Regions from separate parts of the Homo sapiens genome. Here region 1 is linked to region 2. A link is a loop called in an ENCODE intact Hi-C map of the cell type or tissue named here. Cell type or tissue: dorsolateral prefrontal cortex. All regions are shown on one strand. Each heading gives the region's core, and the rest is flanking DNA. Links, peaks and the distances in the headings are about the cores only. Region 1 holds the start of LOC124901074 (a long non-coding RNA gene). Region 2 has its middle 19 kb from the start of CXCL14.

Evidence for each region. Peaks named below come from ENCODE experiments on the same cell type or tissue, not always from the same donor. Only the 100,000 strongest peaks of a DNase experiment are listed, where the experiment ranks them.
Region 1: it touches region 2 in a loop (5-fold over the local background); 5 of 110 quality-filtered maps call a loop at or near these places.

What each region holds. Positions count from the first base shown.
Region 1 is chr5:135,882,961-135,892,721 of GRCh38, reverse strand. It overlaps SLC25A48 (solute carrier family 25 member 48), which reads right to left. Exons shown (of 8, transcript NM_001349336.2): 8 at 4,085-4,690. It overlaps LOC124901074 (a long non-coding RNA gene), which reads right to left and starts at 2,266. Exons shown (of 3, transcript XR_007058947.1): 1 at 1,921-2,266; 2 at 119-280. IL9 (interleukin 9) reads left to right here. Exons shown (of 5, transcript NM_000590.2): 5 at 212-476. The coding sequence ends at 331. In dorsolateral prefrontal cortex, for the core only: CTCF peaks have their summits at 737 (motif pointing right), 4,965 and 5,166 (motif pointing left); DNase peaks (open chromatin) are centred at 5,141 and 8,699; H3K27me3 peaks cover 1,344 bases.
Region 2 is chr5:135,555,579-135,565,339 of GRCh38, reverse strand. No RefSeq gene overlaps it. Among named protein-coding and RNA genes, the nearest start is that of CXCL14, 19 kb to the left of the region's middle. RefSeq lists an enhancer at 1-172. In dorsolateral prefrontal cortex, for the core only: CTCF peaks have their summits at 4,139 and 4,359 (motif pointing left); a DNase peak (open chromatin) is centred at 4,339; H3K4me3 peaks cover 388 bases; H3K27ac peaks cover 1,030 bases; H3K27me3 peaks cover 2,643 bases.

The sequences.
Region 1 (9,761 bases), core at 723-8,722, 330 kb before region 2:
AATCCAATTTGAGGTCAACCACCTATGCTGTCTTTACACCACATGAGCTAGCCTGGACCTGCCCACCTATTTGCTCTGTGTCTCAAGCCACTTCCCTTCCCATCCCCACAATCCTCACCACCGACTCTGGCTCTTGGCAGGTAGGCTTCTGGGGCTGCTTGGCTCTACATCATTTGAGTCACTCTGTCCTTATCAACTTTCATCCCCACAGTATTTTTCCTGTGAACAGCCATGCAACCAAACCACGGCAGGCAACGCGCTGACATTTCTGAAGAGTCTTCTGGAAATTTTCCAGAAAGAAAAGATGAGAGGGATGAGAGGCAAGATATGAAGATGAAATATTATTTATCCTATTTATTAAATTTAAAAAGCTTTCTCTTTAAGTTGCTACAATTTAAAAATCAAGTAAGCTACTCTAAATCAGTATCAGTTGTGATTATTTGTTTAACATTGTATGTCTTTATTTTGAAATAAATACATATGTGGAAAAAACAACATGAGCTGGTCTCTTGGCAATTATTCATTTCTTGCTGCTCAGAACAAAGAAAGCTACAAGTGTTGTTAAGGGGAAGAATAGATCAGAGACTCCTGTAGGAGTCTCTGTGATAAGACTCCTGATGCTGAATACAGACCCTCAGGCTCATAGGCTGTGGCTGGAGCTGCAGGAGGGCTGCAGGGAGCAGTTACAAAGAATGTCTATGAGGACCATCTGAGGGTTGCCACTAGGGGAGGCTGAAGGCATGTCTGACACTGCTAAGAGGGCTAGGGTCCTGAGAAACTGGCCTTGTGCCTGAAAGAGGAGAAGGCAGCAGCTTGGAAGTGGGAGACTGCTCAAGAATGTGGGCATGCAGAATAAATGCTTAATAATTAAGTGCTTAACCCACTAGTTATGGTAGGAAGTAGATATTATTATTATGCATTTCTGTTTTATATATACTGAAACCAAAGCTTAGAAAGTCTGCATGGCATTCCCAAGATCCCACAGGTGGTGAGATTTAGAAGAAGGATTCACCCCTCGTGCTCTCTGCTTCCAAACCCTTTGCTGTTTGCATTCTGCCCCTTTCTTATTCTCTTTATACCAAGGGTGTGCATTGTGCTTCTTCCAACCACAGCCTGAGGGTAAAATAGACCCATCATAATTCCAGTCCACACTCTCATATCCAGAAACCTAGGGAGTCAGGTTTCAGAATTCAAGCTTTTTAGCCTTTTAGAAAGTTAAAACAATCCACGTGCCATATATTACATAACACCCACAGCAGGGCCTGGGGCAAGTTTCCATAATTAAACATATCAATTCTGCAACAGTCACTGAAATGGTCAGGTTTTGCAGCCAAATGAGTCCTAACAAATCTTGAGTTTTCGCAGCTGTTTGGATTTCAGAATAATGATAAGAAATTAGTAAGCTGCATTAACAAAACAGCCTTTCTCTAGCTCATGCCCTATTTAACAAGGGAGGTGGGGGTGGGGGGCACTCTTACGAAGACATTTTATGTGGGGCTGGGCTGGGTGTCTCCAGGAGGGATAAAGGTTTCTGTAGCTTCCTGGACAGCCAGCCACATGGAGTTCCAGATCACAGCTGAAGGGCCTTCTCTTCTCCTCTCCTCCATGTGGGTTTTCTGAATGACTGGCGCCAGACATAGTTGAATCATGTGACACTATGTGGTTTACCACCTGTGGCATGGGGAGACACCAGCCCAAGCAGGATCCCAGCAGGGACAGATACTGATGGTTGGTGATGGTTTCAGAATATAACTCGGAAATGCAATGTCTTGCCAGAGGAGACGGGCAGAGACGAGCTTCCACTCACTGATGCAGATTAATCACCAGCATAGCTTGGTGCTTTCCCTAGGCTTTTCTGCAAAAGTCACATAACCTGCAGTGTTCATTCCTGCAGGCAAGCTCCAAGGAGGGTTCACTTACAGTAAAGTGTGCTATAATTACCATCTTCTCTGTGCCAGGAGAGTTGAGATTCATCAAGAAGCCACCCTGGAGAAAGGAGAACTAATATTTATTGTTTACTCTGTACCAGGCAGTCCTCTAAGCCTATTTTGTAGAATATCTGGTTGGATCCTCACAACAACCCCATGAGATATTTATATAATTGTTGTATGTAATTTTTCCCACTGCACAAATGAGATAAGTAGGCCCAACGAGGTTGCATAACTTGGCCAGAAGCACGTTGCTCACAAGCAGTGAAGTTGCTACCCTCTCCAGGTTGCCAGGCCCCAGGCAGAGTTGTTTCCAGCAGATTCCAGATCAAAGCACACACTGCAGGCCAAGATGTGGCCAGCCATAAAGCTAGCTTGCCCATCTATCCATCCATCCCTCCCTCTTTACATCCACCCAGTTTGAAGCAGGAAGATGCTGTGATGTTCAAACCTCACAATTCCTCTCCTCCCATTGTCACATTGTCACTCTGCTTCATTGACCCCAGACCAAGACCTCCCTTTCTCTGCAAAGGAAGGCCTCAGCAGAAACTCAAAGAGGACCTAAAGGTCTTCATTCTTTATTTTTATCACTTTAAAAACATGGCTTTAGCTAGGCACAGTGGCTCATGCCTAAAATCCCAGCACTTTGGGAGGCTGACGCAGGCTGATCACTTGAGCCCAGGAATTTGAGATCAGCCTGGTCAATATGGTGAAACCCAGTCTCTATGAAAAATACAAAACTTAGCTGGGTATGGTGACATGCAACTGTAGTCCCAGCTACTCGGAGTCTGAGATGGGAGGATCACTTGAGCCTAGGAGGTCGAGGGTGCAGTAAGCCATGATTGCACCGCTACACTCCAGCCTGGGCAACAGAGCAAGATCCTGTCTTAAAAAAAAACAAACAACAACAACAGCAGCAACAACAACAACAGCAAACAGATGGCTTCATTGAGATACGCTTCATATACCACATGCAATACAATTCATCCATTTGAAGCGTATAATTCAATATATTTTAGTACATTGGCAGGTTGCACAACCCTCACTTTTTAAACTGTGTCATATTATCTGTAAATAGAGGTAACTGACTTCTTTTTTTCCAACTTGGATGCCTTTTCTTTCACTTCCTTGGCTAATTTCTGGCTAGAACTTCCAATACAATGTTGAATAGAAGTGGTGAGAGTACACATTCTTGTTTTGTTCCTGATTTTAGTGGGAAAGGATCCAGTCATTCACGATTAAATATTAATATGATGTGAGCTGTGGACTTTTCATAAATGCTCAGTATCAGGCTGAGAAAATTCCCTTTTATTCTCAGTCTGTTGAGCACTTTTATCATGAATGAGATTGGACTGTGTCTGATGTATTTTCTGCACTTATTGGTATAGAGGTTATTGATACAGAAGTTAATTCTTGGCTTTAGAGTTTCCAGTGGTAACCTTCCTAGCCCTGGGATAGAAAGTAACTCCTTGGACTATGGAAGAGAAGTCCGAGAGGAGAGGATGATGGCAGACACTATTGAGTTCCCTGGAGAAGAGCTCTCTGCCTGGCCCCCAGCAGAGCCTCGGGGTAGAGGGCAGAACTCCTGGGGAGGGTAGAAAACCAAGAGTGAAGGGCACATGAGCTGTATCCCCTGAATGGCCTGGGAGATGACACGAAAAGAGAATGCCTCTTGCCACCACACCTAAGGTGTGGTATAGGGAGGACCACCCACTGGCCCTAGGAAGCTGGGCTTGATGCAGCCCCCTGAATAGTTTCAACGGAGAAACCAAAGATTTTCACACAGGGCAGAGAGGGGCACTGATGTGTCTTGGAGGATGGTAAGGCTGGAGAGGCCTTGGGATGGGCACATATGTCAGGCTCGGACCACGGGACAGGGACCAAATGGGACTGAAGATGCTTATACAGAAGCCACCCTGGAGGGAAAGCCATGCCCAGGACTAGCCAGGAAGAACACCAGGGTAGGACAGAGCACCTCCCAGGACCCTGAAGCCTCTCCCTAAATCCCAAACCTCCCAGATCTAAAGTCAACCCCAGGGGAAGGTGGAGAAGGAAAAAATCTTGAACTGGGCATTTAACTTGGAATTTCGAAGTTTTACCCTGAAATGGCAAAATTATTTTTTTCTGTCATCAGCTTGAAAAAAATCTCAATTTAGTTAATAAAAAATAAAGAAACTTTCATTTATTTGCTGCAGACCTGAGGATGTGATTTAATCACTCAACAGACACTAATAAGTGCACAGTGAGGAGCACGCACTGGACTCAGCGTGCGGTGAGGAAGGCGCTACCGCTGTCCTCAGGATCCACGGGTGCAGGAGCGGGGAAAAACCTGGTCGGTGCTGAGAGGAGACTGGAGGCACGGGGACGTGTTACTTGAGACTGGAGGGAGTGGCTGAGCCCAGAGCTCACTGGCCCCTCCCCATCCTCAGACAGAGGAGTGAAGCAACGTTTCTCTGGGTGGTTTCTGGCTCCCTGGTGCTCATGGTCAGGACTTCTCAGCTGGACCAAACATTTCTTGGAAAGCTCTTTGATGCCAGCCTAGCAGAGTGGGCATTGGGGATCAGAACCTTGGAGGGCTTGAATCAGTGACTCATGAGGCATCCCAGGCATCAGAAGGGCCACGTCAGTGTCTGCACCATCCTAGCCCACGCTTGCTAATTGATGTCCACTTGGAGGTCCAAAGGCCAAACATCTGCAGCTCTCAGGGCTTCACATGCAGAGATGAGGCCCAGGGAACACTGTAGTCATCCTGTGTTCACCTCCTGGAAACAGCAAACAACCCAGACTCAGAGAAGAAGGCAGGCAAAGAACAGAAACCAGAAAAATCACACCAGGCCACCCCTTCCTCTAACCCCTATGTTTTGCACTTTACAGTTTACAAAAACACTTTTGCACTTGATTCTTGTGGAAGCTGTGCAAAGTAGGTAAGGGAGACCAGTGTGGCCATTTTACAGATGGCTCAGGGGGCACTGCTGCCTGCAAGAGCACAGGGGGCACTGCTGCCTGCAAGAGCACAGGTGGCTGATGGCCTGCGTGAAACTGGAACCCAAGGGGAAGGCCTCCCTAATGTGAAGTTCTTGCCACCACAGAGAAGGAAAAGGGCAACGCCAAGGGAGATGGTGAGACCCAGGAAACAGGAAAAGAAGTGTCACGGGGCCCAGGTGTTCTCACCACAGGGCCAAGATCGTGCACTCCCAGACGCGGATTCCTGCGGAGGGTTTAGTTGACCTCTACTGCCACCAAGTGGTGGTTCTGCAGGGTATCAGCCTTTGGGCGAGGGATATGTATATACACACATATATATGTGTGTGTGTGTATATGTACACACACACACACACACATATGTATTTTTTCCCCTGTAGGGCAGCAGTTCTCAAAGAGGACCCACGAGGTCAAAACCACTTTCATAGAACACTAAGATGTTATCTGCTCTTTTCAATCTTATGTTCTCACAAGCATACGGTGGAGTTTCCCAAAGGCTATAATGCAAGTGATAACCCATAGACTAAAAGCAAAAGCAGACAGAGGAACACAATTGCCCTCTGTTTAAGCCAGACTTCGCCGCAAAAACGGAAAACGCAAGTCTTCTCGTTAATTATATTGGTTTAGAAAGAATCGTTATTTTCATAGAATGTTATTTATGTTAAAATGTCATGGGTTTATTATTATACCTAAATGGATAAATATTTTTGAAATTCTGTTTGAATTTCCAGTAATTGTTGGTAAATATATAAGCAGTTGTTCTTCGAGGTCCTTAATAATTTTCAGGAGTGAAAGGGGCTGCTGTTGAGGACTGCTGCTGTATGGTAATGATTTTTGTTCTTCTTTTCATCTTTCCTGGTAAGGCAAATTGGCCAACCCTGAAGCCCCCCAACTCCAAGGCACAGACACCAAAACTGGTGCTTGGCTTGGAATTCTGTTTTGTTTTCATCCTTCTTAAAAATAGGATTCCATTTGTTTAAAGACTTTCCTGACCATGACAACAGAAATTAATGCCTGATACTAAGCTCCCTGAGGGCAGGGTCCCTGCCATTGTCACCCAATGCCTGTAACAGCACTGGCCACAGTCAGACTACACACACACACACACACTCTCTCTCTCTCTCTCTCTCTCTCTCTCACACACACACACACACACACACACATATATATATTTTATATATATATATATATATATATATATATATATATATATATATATATATTTGGTTAAATAGAACCATAATGTGTTGATGGAGGAAGACTCACAAGCTGTTGGCCCAACTATTCCACAAGATTGCCCTCTCCAGAAAAATCTAAGAGGAAGCAGATCCATTGCTGGCTGACCCCTCCCAGATCTGGCTACCTCATGAGATTTGTTTGGGCTGGAGCTGAGTTTCTTCAATAAAGCCGAGTTTCATTCATTGCAGCCCAGGTGCTCCTGAGTGGGAGTGAAGGTGCAGAAGATGTGCTGAGGCATTGTCTGCCCAGCATGGAGGAGGGCGGGGGGAGGGGGTGTGGCAGGGGCTGTTACTCAGAGCTGGGCTGAGGCTGGGCAGCGAGGAAGAGCCAGCCCGCAGCCTGGAAAACAAGTATCCAGCAGGGAGCCCTAGCTCTGCAATAAGGTGTGCTTTTATTTTAAGAAATTATAAAAACAATATATGTGTGCTGTAAAAAAATTAAAACATTACAATAATCACCATCATCAAATCACCATCATTATAGTGATGTACAAAGAAATCACCAACATCAAATTCGGAACTGAAAGCCTTCTCCCAATCCCACATCCCAGAAATAGCCACTATTAAATTTGGTGTGTATCCTTCAAGGGTTTTTCAATGCCCATATAATTACCCATATACGATATATATTTTAAAATGAAAATGAATAACATCATATATGTTATTCTGCCCCTCCATTTCTGCACTTACAATGTTGCTGACATATTTCCATGACAATATATGTGAGATCTATCTCATTCTTTTTAGTGGCTGTTTGTTCAACCCCCTCTTCTATTGATAGGCATTTAGAAACTTTCTGAATTTTCATTATTACAAACAATTCTCAATTAACATGGTCATGCTTGCATTTTTGCCCATTAATTTATGCTTCCTTTATTCTAAACCCTGTTCATTCTTGCTGCTATGCTGAATCTAAGGATTGGGAAGACTCAGCCCTGGCTCTGAAGGGGGGCACAGGCCAGTGAGAAAGAGAGGGTGCACAGACATGACTGTAGCACAGGGAGGGACACAGTGCCAGAGGGGTCACGTTGGTGGAAGGACCATGGATGCTGCTGGAGGGGAGAGAGAGAGAGAAGCAAGGAAGCCCTAACATCTAAGGGCTTAAAGCATCTGAGCTGGGTCGAAAACAGGGAGCATTCCTGTTCCTGGTGATGCTGGGGGTAAGAGTGTCCTGTAGGTTAAAGAAAAGCATAGAGGCAGGGAAGCCTGGAGGGTGTTGGGCACACAGCAGCTGGCCCAGCAGGCTTGTGGGATCACTTGGGAACCCTTTCAGCAACATTTAAATGCCCATTGTATGCCTGGCACTGGATGGGATGGGGGAAATGATGAGAGCACAGGGAACCTGGACCAGAGCAATGGGAGGTGGGTCCAGAAGGGCAGTTCTGATGTGGTTGATGGGAGGCCTTCAATAGCAGTTTCAGACGCCATACTTATGTGTCCCAACAACTTTGTCTTTTTTACACCGTAAAATAGCCATCATCATGGCTGCTGGCGATGTACCCTGGGCTGGACAGCAGGGAAGTGTAGCCTCAGGAAGATTATCAAATGGGATTGGTGGTAAAGTCCTGAGCTGGGGCTCAGGTATGTTGGAGCCTCAGTTCCTTCATCTGTGAACTGGATCAGCAATGCTTCTCTCTGCATGCCTCCTTCTACCATCAAGAGGTGCCATGATGATTAATAGAAACTAGGAAAAGCTCAGACACCTGAAGAAGGTGGTTGTTGCATCTCAGCCTCATCAGGAGCACCCAGTAGAAGACCCCAGTTGGCCTTGTGGACACAGCACCACTTCTAAACAAACTGTGCAAGCATGCCTCGCACCGGGAAATGGTCCAGTTGAGGCAGACTTAAGAAACACATTCTAGGATGTGTTAGAGCAGAGACTTCAGGTCTACCCAGGGATGAACCAGGTGCCAGAAGCATCTCTTCACTCGCATCCTCCGTGCCCACCCAGACCCAGTGATACTGGGGCAGACAGGCAGGCTGGTCTCTCCCATCAATAGAGCCTCTCCAATGCACCAGAATGACATGCCACTGGAGTCCCTCATGGCTGTCCCCACCACCTAGGTCAGCATCTGCTCAGCAAATGTTTGATGACTGAACAAATGAATGAATGTCCCACTGCTGGAGGGTGGGCAGCTTGAACAGTAACTTGCAGAGATACCCAGGGGACCCTGCAGTCCCAGGGGCTGTGAAGGAGAAATATTGAGGAGGGCATGCTGAGGGTTTTATTTCAAGCATGGAACCCTCCGCTCCAGTAACAGGTTTCACACCGAAGAGACGGAACACTTTCAACTCTTTTGCACCATAGAATTGCTTTGGTCTTCGGTCTATTAAGACAGAGATTTTTCAGAGACATGGCCCAAATCACTCAAAGGCAGGGGGTGGTTGGGGAACAGCGTAGTGGAGAAACCAAGGAAGACCTTTTCAAGAGAAAGAAAAAAGAACAAATTTGAGGACATTTCCTTCACTGGGATTTAAGCCAGGGATGGCAAATAGATTCATTTTGTATGACAGTTCTGCACGGCTGGTGGTGGCTGCCACGGCACTGTGCTGAGAAAGACTCTGAGGCGCCACTCAGCTCATCAAGAAAGGGCTCTATGATTGACTAGGAATGCTTGTTGTGGGCACAGAATTGGAAGAGGCTGCAGGGACACAAGCCACATAACAGCAAAATAGCAATGGCCTCCCCACGCGGCTCTAGTAAGGAATAAAATTTAGAACAATGAAGTCACTCTGGAAGCCAGACTGTGGATCAAGTGTTTTGTTTTGTTTTGTTCTCCATGTAAAAATAAGGCCCAGAGAGTGCCCACCCCAACCAAGCCCAGGGCCAAACTCTCTGAAGCAAGTCACCAACGTGTGCCACTGCTCAGGGTGGGAGAACCCCTAGAAGGTTTCTGTCCCTCATCACCCTGTTCAACCACTACGCCCTCTGCTGCCGACCTTAGGCATCTGGGAAAAAAGAAGCCAGGCTGCCCCGGCTCAGTTTCTCTCCTCACCTGTGTGGAGGGGTTTTCCCTCTGGGCCTGCAACACCCACAGAGGCCTGAACAGAGAGAGAGGAATGACAGTGGCCAGGTGCCTCTTGGAAGCTAGGCAGAGGCATCTGACAGAGAAACAATGTGAAGAGGTTTTTAATGCTTTTATTTTGAAACTTAGAGCCAACTCCAGCTCTTCCATGAATTCACAGTGAGTTTACAATGGCCATGGGGGGAGGGTCTATTTTACTCCAGTTTTGTTTTGTTCTGTTCGTTTGTTTGTTACCAGGTGCAGGTCCAAAGCTGGAATAGTTGGTGATCAGTTGACCAATGGTCAGTTGAATCCCTCCAAGGCAGAAGCTCCGCTGCCCCAGCCGGGGTGGGGATGAGAATGCTTGTAATTGTGAAGGAAGGAAGAGGTTCTGAGGACAGCCTGCCTGGCTGAAAGCCCACCTGGTGGAGAGTCTTTCTCTTCAGTAAATTCACATCATGGGTTCTGCAGACACTTTTAGCATTGACCTGTTAATGGGATGAGACCCTGGGAAAAAGGAGGAAAGACAAGAACATCTTCTAACGGGAGTCTTGAAATCTTGGATCTTGGGGTCAAACAACCCATTTGGAGACTGGGTTTGTGAAGCA
Region 2 (9,761 bases), core at 492-8,491:
CTGGAGTTAGGTATTCACATCGGTACAGCCAAAAAAAATGTCATAAGCCAAGAAAAGTACGAGACAAAGCATACCCTTCAATTCATTTATAGCTACTAGGGTACCAATCCTGCTGATTCCACATATTTTGAGGGGAGCAAAGTTTAACCAACACAATAGCAACAACCGCACTTTCTTTCTCACCAAACTCCACTATAAGTCCTGTTTTGCAGATGAAGAACTTAAGGTTTAGAGAAGCTAAATTGTCCTGGGCAGTGTTAAAAGTTTTGGACACTCCTAGGTTGGATGACCACATATTCTGGTTGGCCTGAGACAGTCCTGGTTTATGGTAATTGACCCAATGCAATTATGAAGAATGTTCCCTTTCACTCTCAAAAGAGTCCGAGTATGGCTGATATACTGTATAATCACCCCACTGACAGGGCCTAGCAGAAAAGTATATATGACGGCTAAGGAATGATCAGTCAACCTCTCCGCTTGGATCACCAACTCGTAAGTGAGTTTGGGCCCTTTAGAAGTTATGGTAACTCTTTAACCCCATAGAGTACCCTAAAATCCCCTGTTCCAGCCTGGCCTGCCTTCCCTGCAGCCTGGATCTGATGTTGTCAGATTGTTCGCTGGGAGGCACCAGGTATTTTGGAGACTCATCTGTTGAATGAAGAACTAAATAAAAAACACTGTCCCTCTCTCCATGTGTCTGCCCATATGAGATTCCCCAGACGATTTAAGCATCAGGTTCTGGTTTCAAGAAAATAAAAGTCAGCCAGGCAGCTGCACTTCCAAGAGGACTGAGGCAAACTTTTCCTTGACAATGTGGTTGGCATGTGCTTTAAGTGAGGGATTAGCTACTTCAGAGGAGTGGTAATGCGATATGGGCCTTTGACATCCTATTCCAATTCAAGGAGGCTGTAGAAGGCTGAAGCATGCCAAGAAGGTTGGGGGATCCTTCCAGACCCAAAGGCGCAGCTCCCTCCCCACCTTGCCGAGGACTCCCTAACTCTGGAGTGTTAGCCCACCAGAAGGCTACTCACTTGCTCCTTTCCCTGAGCCTGAAGGAGCTGGGGTGAAAGAGAGGGCACAGACCTAAGATGCAGCCATGGGGTCCCTGCTGGTGTCACAGCCTCTCTGAGCCACCTGGAGCCAGGCAGCTCTGGGGTGGCCCCTGAACCCTTCAGGTTTACCGCCTCAATTTTCCTCTCTGTGTTTAGCCCAGGGCCAGAGCATCGTTCTTGGGACTTTAGGAAATGTCCAGTTGCCACTGTCTTACCTGGATGCCCACCCACTCCAGATGCTAGGGGTTTTCTGCACTTCCCTGGAAATCTATTCCAATGGCTTCTCATGGGAACAGATACACAAAGGGGCGCAGACCCCCAGCCCAATGTCCACCCCCAGCTGTCTGCAGAGCTGTCCTCAACCCTCTCCTTCAAAGTCTAGGGGCCCGTGGATAAAATAATTTCTCCCAGTCCCAACTTTACAACTATAGTATTAAATGAGATAAATGTCTCAACACAGAAAGTAGGCAGTAAATAAATGGTAGTTGTTATTATTATTATTACTATTATTATTATTATCATCTGCCTTTAAAATGTCCAAGAGAAACTTTAGTTTTATATCCTATAAAATCTGGATTAACCAACCTGGATTAACTTTACGTTTGTGTTTTTTTTTTCCTGAGACAAAGTCTTGCTCTGTCACCCAGGCTGGAGGGCAATGGTGCAATCTCAGCTCACTGCAACCTCCGCCTCTCAGGTTCAAGTGATTCTCCTGCCTCAGCCTCCAAAGTAGCTGGGATTACAGGTGCATGCCACCACACCCAGCTAATTTTTGTATTTTTAGTTGAGATGGGGTTTCGCCATGATGGCCAGGCTGGTCTAGAACTCCTGACCTCAAGCGATCCACCCGCCTCAGCCTCCCAAAGTGCTGGCATACAGGCTTGAGCCACCGTGCCCGGCCAACATTACATTTATAAGGCATAAAAAGGCCAAACTTGAAGAACGTATCTACCAAGAGAGGAATCTGAAACCTTCTGTGACCTTGGGCAAACTTCCATGCCTGTTTCATCACCTCCAAAATAAGAATAATAATAGTGCTTAATTTCAAAGAATTTCTTGAGACACTAAATGAGACCATTCAAATAGAATATCTAGCACTTTGTGTAGCATATAATAAGCACACAGTGAATAATAGTTAATAATAATAAATTTGTGTTTCTTAAAAAATGTATTTAACAGTCCAAGGAATCTTAAACCTGGGGGAAGAAATACCTTAGAATCTAGTCCCACCTTATATCCACTAGAAAAATTTCTTTGAAGCTGTAAATTTTTTAACTGCTTTTGAACTCTGGGCCCCCTTGAAAAGCTGATGAATGCTATGATTCCTTTTCCCTGAAAAAAAAAAATGCCCAGTATATTTTGCAAACCATTTCAGGAGATTCTTAGACTTCCCTGATGTCATCCTTATGGCTCCTTGGACCCTGTGTGAGTAATTCCTGCCTTAGACAATCCCAGGTAGGGCATCCAGAGGTGGCTTGGATATCTCCAGTAACAGGAGCCTCACAGCTCAAAAAGCAGCTCACTCTATGATTGGAAAAGTCCACATGCTAAAAAGTGTTAGGATTAAATCAGGACACTAAAAGATGCTTCCTGAGTTCCATCCTCAGAGCTACACAGAGGTAGCACAATGCCTATTTCAGGTACCAGCCCTTGACATGTTCAGAAGGCAGAGGCCATGCTGGGACATACCTGACCTTCTCCTGAGCTAACCCTGCTGTCCTCTCAGCCATTCTAGGTGATGGTGTCCAGGCCCCTGCCTTCCAGGTCACCCTCCCAAACCACCTGCTGTGTGGCTGTGGCTCATTTTCTTTGTCCTGGACACAGTACTTTTATTAACCCCATCTAAGTCTGCTAATGTTCTCAGCCACCAAGTCACATCCATTAAGCAAGCATTTAATAGGTCCCCAAGGCCTCATCACACAAGAGCAGAGTTTCATGCCACACGTATCTCCACTCCAATCTTACGCTGGGGTAATTGATCCTTTGAAGCTAGCCCTACCACTTTACATATGCCCCAATTAATCTTACCAGTTTTTTTCCTGTCACTTCAACCTTTGGGAAGTATTTGGAATTCACATTCTATCACCCAGTGTACTGAAAATGTTTGCAAATCTCTTAGAGGGTAAGGAGATCAATGAAACTTGTGCATCTCCCTGGGTTAAGCTTGGGACAAGGTGCCTTACCCAAGTTCTCATTCAATCTTCACATCAACCTTTTGACATCTATACTTCCGTCCTTGTCTTATACGTAAGAAAACTGAGTCTGATGGAGATTCAATCACTTGCATAAAGATACCCAGCTACCAGAGAGCCATGCCAGGATTTCAACCCAGGCCTGTCTGAGCCTCACTATTTTACCACACCTCAGCATTAACACATTAAACCGCATTGTTATAGATATGTGTGTTTCTCCAACTAGGATGTAGGATCCCTAACAATAGTGAATAGACTTTGTCTCAGAATTCCTAGCCCCTGTGAGTCCCTAGCACAGAGTAGGTGTTTTACAACTGCTGGGAGGAGGGAGAACAAGGAAAGCGGTCAGTTGGGGCTAGCAAGCTGGGAGGATGCTTCTTGGAACTGAGCCCTGATGTCCAGGTTCTTCTTTTAGAGCATATATTCAACTCTGTGAATCATTAGGAAATGTTATCATCCACACATGACCAGAAGGTTCTGGGACCCTCCCACCCAGGACATGCCAGCCCTAAAATTGTGACATTCATTCACCCGAGTCATTGGAAAGCTGACCTGAAGGGTGTCCTACGTCCCTCCCACACCTGGGTACCTCCCTGAGCCCAGCAGGTAGACTCTCCCCAAGGTGCCCCCCACTTCCCCACCCCACAGCAGCCTTCCTCCGTGCAGGCGGCTGTGTGGTGGGAGGGAGAAGGTTCGGGAAGCCTTTGACTTGAGATTTCTCAAAAGCTCTTGAAGGGACACTGAAATTCCTAACTCACTCTTTTTCAAACAGATTCTTGAGTGAACTCATAGAACTTTTGATACTGAGGAATCGGCCTAAGGAGAAGAGGCTTACTGTGAAATGACCAAACGCCACCACTGGTTTCCAACCACCATCTGGGTGCTGAACAGAGTTCTTCTGTCCACACAGCACCGCTTTTCCGTGCACACACCCCTCATGGCGTCCAACCGCGACTATGGCCTGTTTCTTTTCCAACAGGCTGCAAGGCTTTAATTCTGCGGAAAACCGTCAAGCAGCAGCTCCACTAAACACATCTCTGTGCATTAACAGGAAGTGCAGGGAAAGGCAGTCCGGGCCCAGAGCTCACATTAAGGAGAAAGGTCGAAAGCGCCATCTTGTGGTGCCTTTGCAACTTGCGTGCCGCTTGGCGCCTGAGGTGGGTGCCCTGAGGAGGGGAAGGCAAGGTGGAACAGAGGGACTTCCCCTTTTAACCCAGTTATTGATCATAAAAACCAAAGTAGAATGCTTCCTCGCTGCACAATCTAACCCTCGGAACTAACAAAGAAACTATAATGTATCGGATAAGAGCACAGTTCTAGAATCAGAAAGCGCTGCCTAGGTTTGAATCCTGGCTTGGCCATTTACAAACCATGCAACTTTGGTCAAAGTCCCGCTTGGAGACTCAGTTTCTCTAGTAGTTAAATGAGGATAATAACTGGGCCTATCTCGTAGGGTAGTTAGAAGGACTAAACCTAATCATGCACATAAATGCTTAGCACAGTCCCTGAGTGCCTACAGTCCCTTAGCATGCACATTACTATATTTCTGTTTTATGACACCACTGATGGTAAGAAGCAGCATCAATTTAATATAAGATGGAGGTAGGCGTGGGGCTGCGGAGGGCTGGTAATCCACTACCTACAATACGCACATTTATTAGAAGGCATATTTTGATTTAAGAGATGTTAAAATAGGAAGAGGAGACAGATCATTTTAGATCTTAGATCTTGCTGCACTGTGAGAGCAACTGAGTCACGTGGGCTGCCCTGCACTGAATCTGAGAACACAACACATCACCCTCAAGGCTGGCACTCCTCTCAAAGGTAGAAAATGCAGTCAACAGTCACCTTCTTAGGTGCCCGAGGGAAGGATTTCGTCCATTCCTGCTACCCTCTGATTGGGCATGCACCTCTGGGAGGGAGTGATCGAGCCCCAGGAACCCACAGTTACCCTTATTTCCCCACAGTTGGGTGGCTGGGTAATTGGTAGCTGCTGATAATTACAGGTGGGTAAAAAAGTAGCTACAGGGCAGAGATCAGGAGGGGCCTGAAGACTAGGAAAAGATAAAAATGAAAGAAGGGAAAGAGGCTCTTGCCTTGTGCCAGGCACAGTGCACAGGGAGGATTAGGGATTTTCCAACATTTCTAGGAAGACATTCGGAATGCCACTTGGTGACTCTCCTCCCATTTCAAAAGCTACAGGGCTACAGGGCAACCATGCCCAGGTAAAATGCCTTTATATTAATCAGATTTACTTAACCCTAGTAGGTATGACTATTGTGGCTGTCCTCAAAACTAACAGTTAATGAAACTTACTCCATGCCAGGTAGAGTGACAAGCACATTGTTTTATGTAACCTGCACAACCAGCCTGGGAAGTGGGCACTGCTGTAATCTCCGTTTCACAGAACAGGACGTTGACGTCCAGAGAAGCTCGGTAACTCACCCTCCTCTTCATCCAGCATCCCTCTCTTCCCCGTGAGGCCCAGGGGAGCTGTAAATCATGATTCCATGCACTCTGATGCTAGCCACAGGACTTGGGTGCACATGACCCAGGTTGGCCAATCAGAGCCCAGGATCCTTCCCCCAGCACATTGATTGGCTCAGATATGGACACCTGACCCAAGAAAGCCAGTGAGAGACTTCACAAGATTTACTAGATGGAAGCTGGAAAAACAGGCCTGTTTTCTCTTTGGGTCCCAAGCCGTAAAGACTTGAACTCAGAGAACCAGAAGTTTGTTTTGAGGTCCTGTGAAGAAAACCTGCCTGAGACCAAAGCCAACACACAGAAGGAATCAGAGCAGAGAAATGGAGTGACGGGATTAAGACCGCATGGGTTAGCCCCTGGATCTCGCTTTGCCTTGTACAGCCCTTCTCAGTTTATAGGAGCCAACTCATTCTGTTTTTGCCTAAGTTAGAGTCAAACCCCTCAGTCTAATAAATAAAGGCAAAAAAGAAAAACTGGTTAAAGCCCCGTTGCAAAAAATAAGTAACTTTATAATTACATCAACTTTATCATTAACAAGGCTTTAAAAAACAAGTACCTATGAATAACAGCCCCCAATGGATTCAAAATTGAAATAATCACATAATGTAACAAGGTTTAAAGCCATGGATTTGAACCTAATAGAGTAAAATAAAAAGCTAGCGTGGAAGGAAGATCTCCATTAGGAGTGATTGCTGAGCATAACAGAACCCTTTCTGGGTGTTTTGTGTTATCAAATATCTCTCTGCAGCAACTCTTTCCAGTGTGGTATTATAGAAATATCTTCAGGAATTGCTGAATAAGCCCTTTAAGTGAACAATGCCATTTCTAGGAGTCTATCCTCAGGGAAGACTTTCAGTGGAAGAAATTGATAGCTGCATGGAGATGTTCACTGAAGCATCATTTACCACAGGTAAAAATAAATAAATAAAAATAAAAGGAAACTGAATACTCAAAGGTCAGGATACAAGTAAGTATATTATAGCACACAATTTTACTAAGTATATGTAGCTAGTGAAACTATTCGTGTGAAAACTGTAGAAATGTTTATTCAAATATTTGTTGAACACCAATAATAATTTGCTGCGTTTTGATTATGGGCTGTTTTGCATGCTTCCTGACATTTCATCCTGGAATCATTTAAATGTTAGGTAGTTTTTTTTACAATCCTTTTTTAGGCGAGTAATCTAGGGCTTAGAGAAATTTATAACTTTTTGATGAAAGTGGCAGACGAAGGATTTGAACCTAGTAGTCTGAGTGCAAACTCTAGACACATGCCCATTCTGCTGCACACCACAAACCAGGTGAGCTGCTGAGAGAGCCTCCTAAGTTATGCGTATAGGCAGCGCATGGCCTTTGTGGGAGCTGCTTTGTCTGTTCAGATGTCCTTTCTGGCTCACGTTCTAGGGGGAGGCGGCGGAAGGGGGTTTTATTCAGCATCTACCAGGGGCCAGGCCCTGTACTAGGTACTTGGTTTCCACTGTCTAATTTTTCCTTTGCAGTGATCCCTAGGGGGGAGATGTCACAATCCCTTTCCATTTATAAGGAAGATCGAGACGTTTGCTCAAGGTCAGGGGCACCAGCCCCTTATTCACATGTGTAACCAGCAGATGAACAGGGGAAACCATGGAGACCCGCTCAGTCAGAGCAGAGTATAGGGAGCTGGGAATGGTCTGCGGTAGTGGGCGGAGAGGGGGCTTTCAAAGATGGGCAGAAGGGTATCTGCACTATAAATCAAGGGTGGGCACAATGGAGAGAACAACTATATTATATAAATGGCTACCGTTATTGCCTTCATACACTATGCCAACAGTATCCATGATTATCTCACCTCATCCTAATAATTGGCCTCCAATCCAGGCGTTATTATTCCATTTTACAGATTAGGACACCCAACAAGTCAGTGACACACCAGCCTACAAAGCTAAGTAAAGATCCATCCTCTCTCCACTGCAGCAGGCAGCCTCCCCAGCACCCAGCAAGCGCCACCCCTGGAGGGTTGAGTCTGTGGTGTGTGTCTGAGCACTGGGAATGGAGGGGGCTGGGATGGTGTACCCCATGCGGCTCCTAGGGTCCCAAGATTCCAAACAGCAGCAGCACAGCTGGTGAGAGACAGTAGCCTAGTGCCCCTCTAATTGTCCCTCTTTGTGGTGTTCAGTTAAGGACTCAGAAGAAACCAATCTTTGTATCTTTTCATGGTTAAAATTCTACATAGAACTGAAACCTGAAAGCAGCCACCAAGCCAGTCTTTGTTGGGTTTCTAGGCAGTAAGGACGCTGCATCTCAACACTTAGCACTCTGAGAGAAAGGGACTCGGTGATTCAAAGGGGAACTCAACAAGAGCCTTTTTCTCCCAAGTCCTGGCAATTTCCGACTCACTTTTAATCCCCGGAAAAAACGTTGGATCCATTTTCTCCTCCACATCGCATGGTTGTTCCTTTGAGTTCAGAAACTGTTGGCAGAAGATTTTCATGAGTAATTGAGCAGTTCCCATTTTCTACCCCATTCTAGTAGAATCAGCCGGTTTTTTTAGAACACCAAAAGGCTCATTTTTGGAAAAATTCAATACACTCAGAAAGTTTTTTTAAATTCAAGTGCCTGGAAATCAAAGAAATCGACGCGTTGTAGTTTCACAAACAAGCCTCAACTGCAGTCCTCAAAAATAAGGTGAAAGGCAGTGATATGGTTTGGCTGTGTACTCACCCAAATCTCATCTTGAATTGTAGTTCCCATAATCCTCACGTGTTGTGGGAGGGACCTGGTGGGAGGTAATTAAATCACGGGGGTGGGTTTTTCCCTTGCTGTTCTCATGATAGTGGGTAGGTCTCATGAGATCTGATGGTTTTGTAAGGGGCAGTTCCCCTGCACATACTCTCTTGCCTGCTGCCATATAAGACGTGCCTTTGATCCTCCTTCACCTTCCTCCATGATTGTGAGGCCTCCCTAGCCATGCGGAACTGTGAGCCCATTAAACCTCTTTTTCTGTACAAATTACCCCTCCTCAGGTATGTCTTTATTAGCAGCTTGAGAAGAGACTAATACAGGCAGGTTTCTGAAGAAGCCACTCAGTGGAAGTGAGTTTAATATACTTGTCCTAAAAGAGCATATTTATCCCAAAAGTCCATTCTCCAGATATGCTCTCCCAGATAGGAAAGGGAGTGTTTCCAGCTCAATGAAGAATAAGCAGCTTCTAAAAGCAAAGATCTCTTGCTTTCTCTGGGCCTGGAATTCCTCTCTGGGCCAATCATCATCATGTCATCATCATCATCATCATCAAAACTATCATTTCTAGAGCTGCTAAAATATGCCAGACCCAGCCTGAAATATGTGACTATTTCATGAAACCCTCCAGCTTTCCAGATAATAGGAATACTTGTCCCTATTCTGCAGATGAGGAACCTAAGGCTCTGAGGCTCTGAAGAACCACATATCTAACAGGTGGCAAAGTAAGGAGTCAAGCCAAAGCTGCCAGGCTCCAGATGAATTCTCTTTGCCCCAACATCCGGCACCCCTACTCTTCTCCAAAGCATGGGCTCAGCTAGTGAGAAGATCTATGAGTCTGTAGGTCAGACTGATGTTGAGGTAGGAAATGTTCCTCCTCCTCTTCAAGAAGCTTTCAGTTGACCCACCCAGATGGGCTGCTCCCAAATAAATGTCCTCTGACCAATTTCCCCAGATAAAATGGAACTCCACACTCTATTCTTTATTATTCCAGTCACCTACTGATTGTACACAAAAACCCAGCTGGGGAATCCTGAGATCCAAAAGTAATGTTGGTCCAGGCATTCTTTAGGATAGTTTGACACAATGTATTATCATTTAAAATGCCCATTTCTAGCATCCTACAAAATACCTGACCAGTACTCCTCAAAACTGTCACAGTCATCAAAAACAGAGAAAGCCAGAAACTTCGACAGCCAAGAGGAGCCTGAGGAGACATGATGACTAAACACAATGTGGTTCCAGGATGGGATCCTGGAACGGAAAAGTGACATTAGTGACAACTAAAGAAATTGGAATAACTATGGAGTTT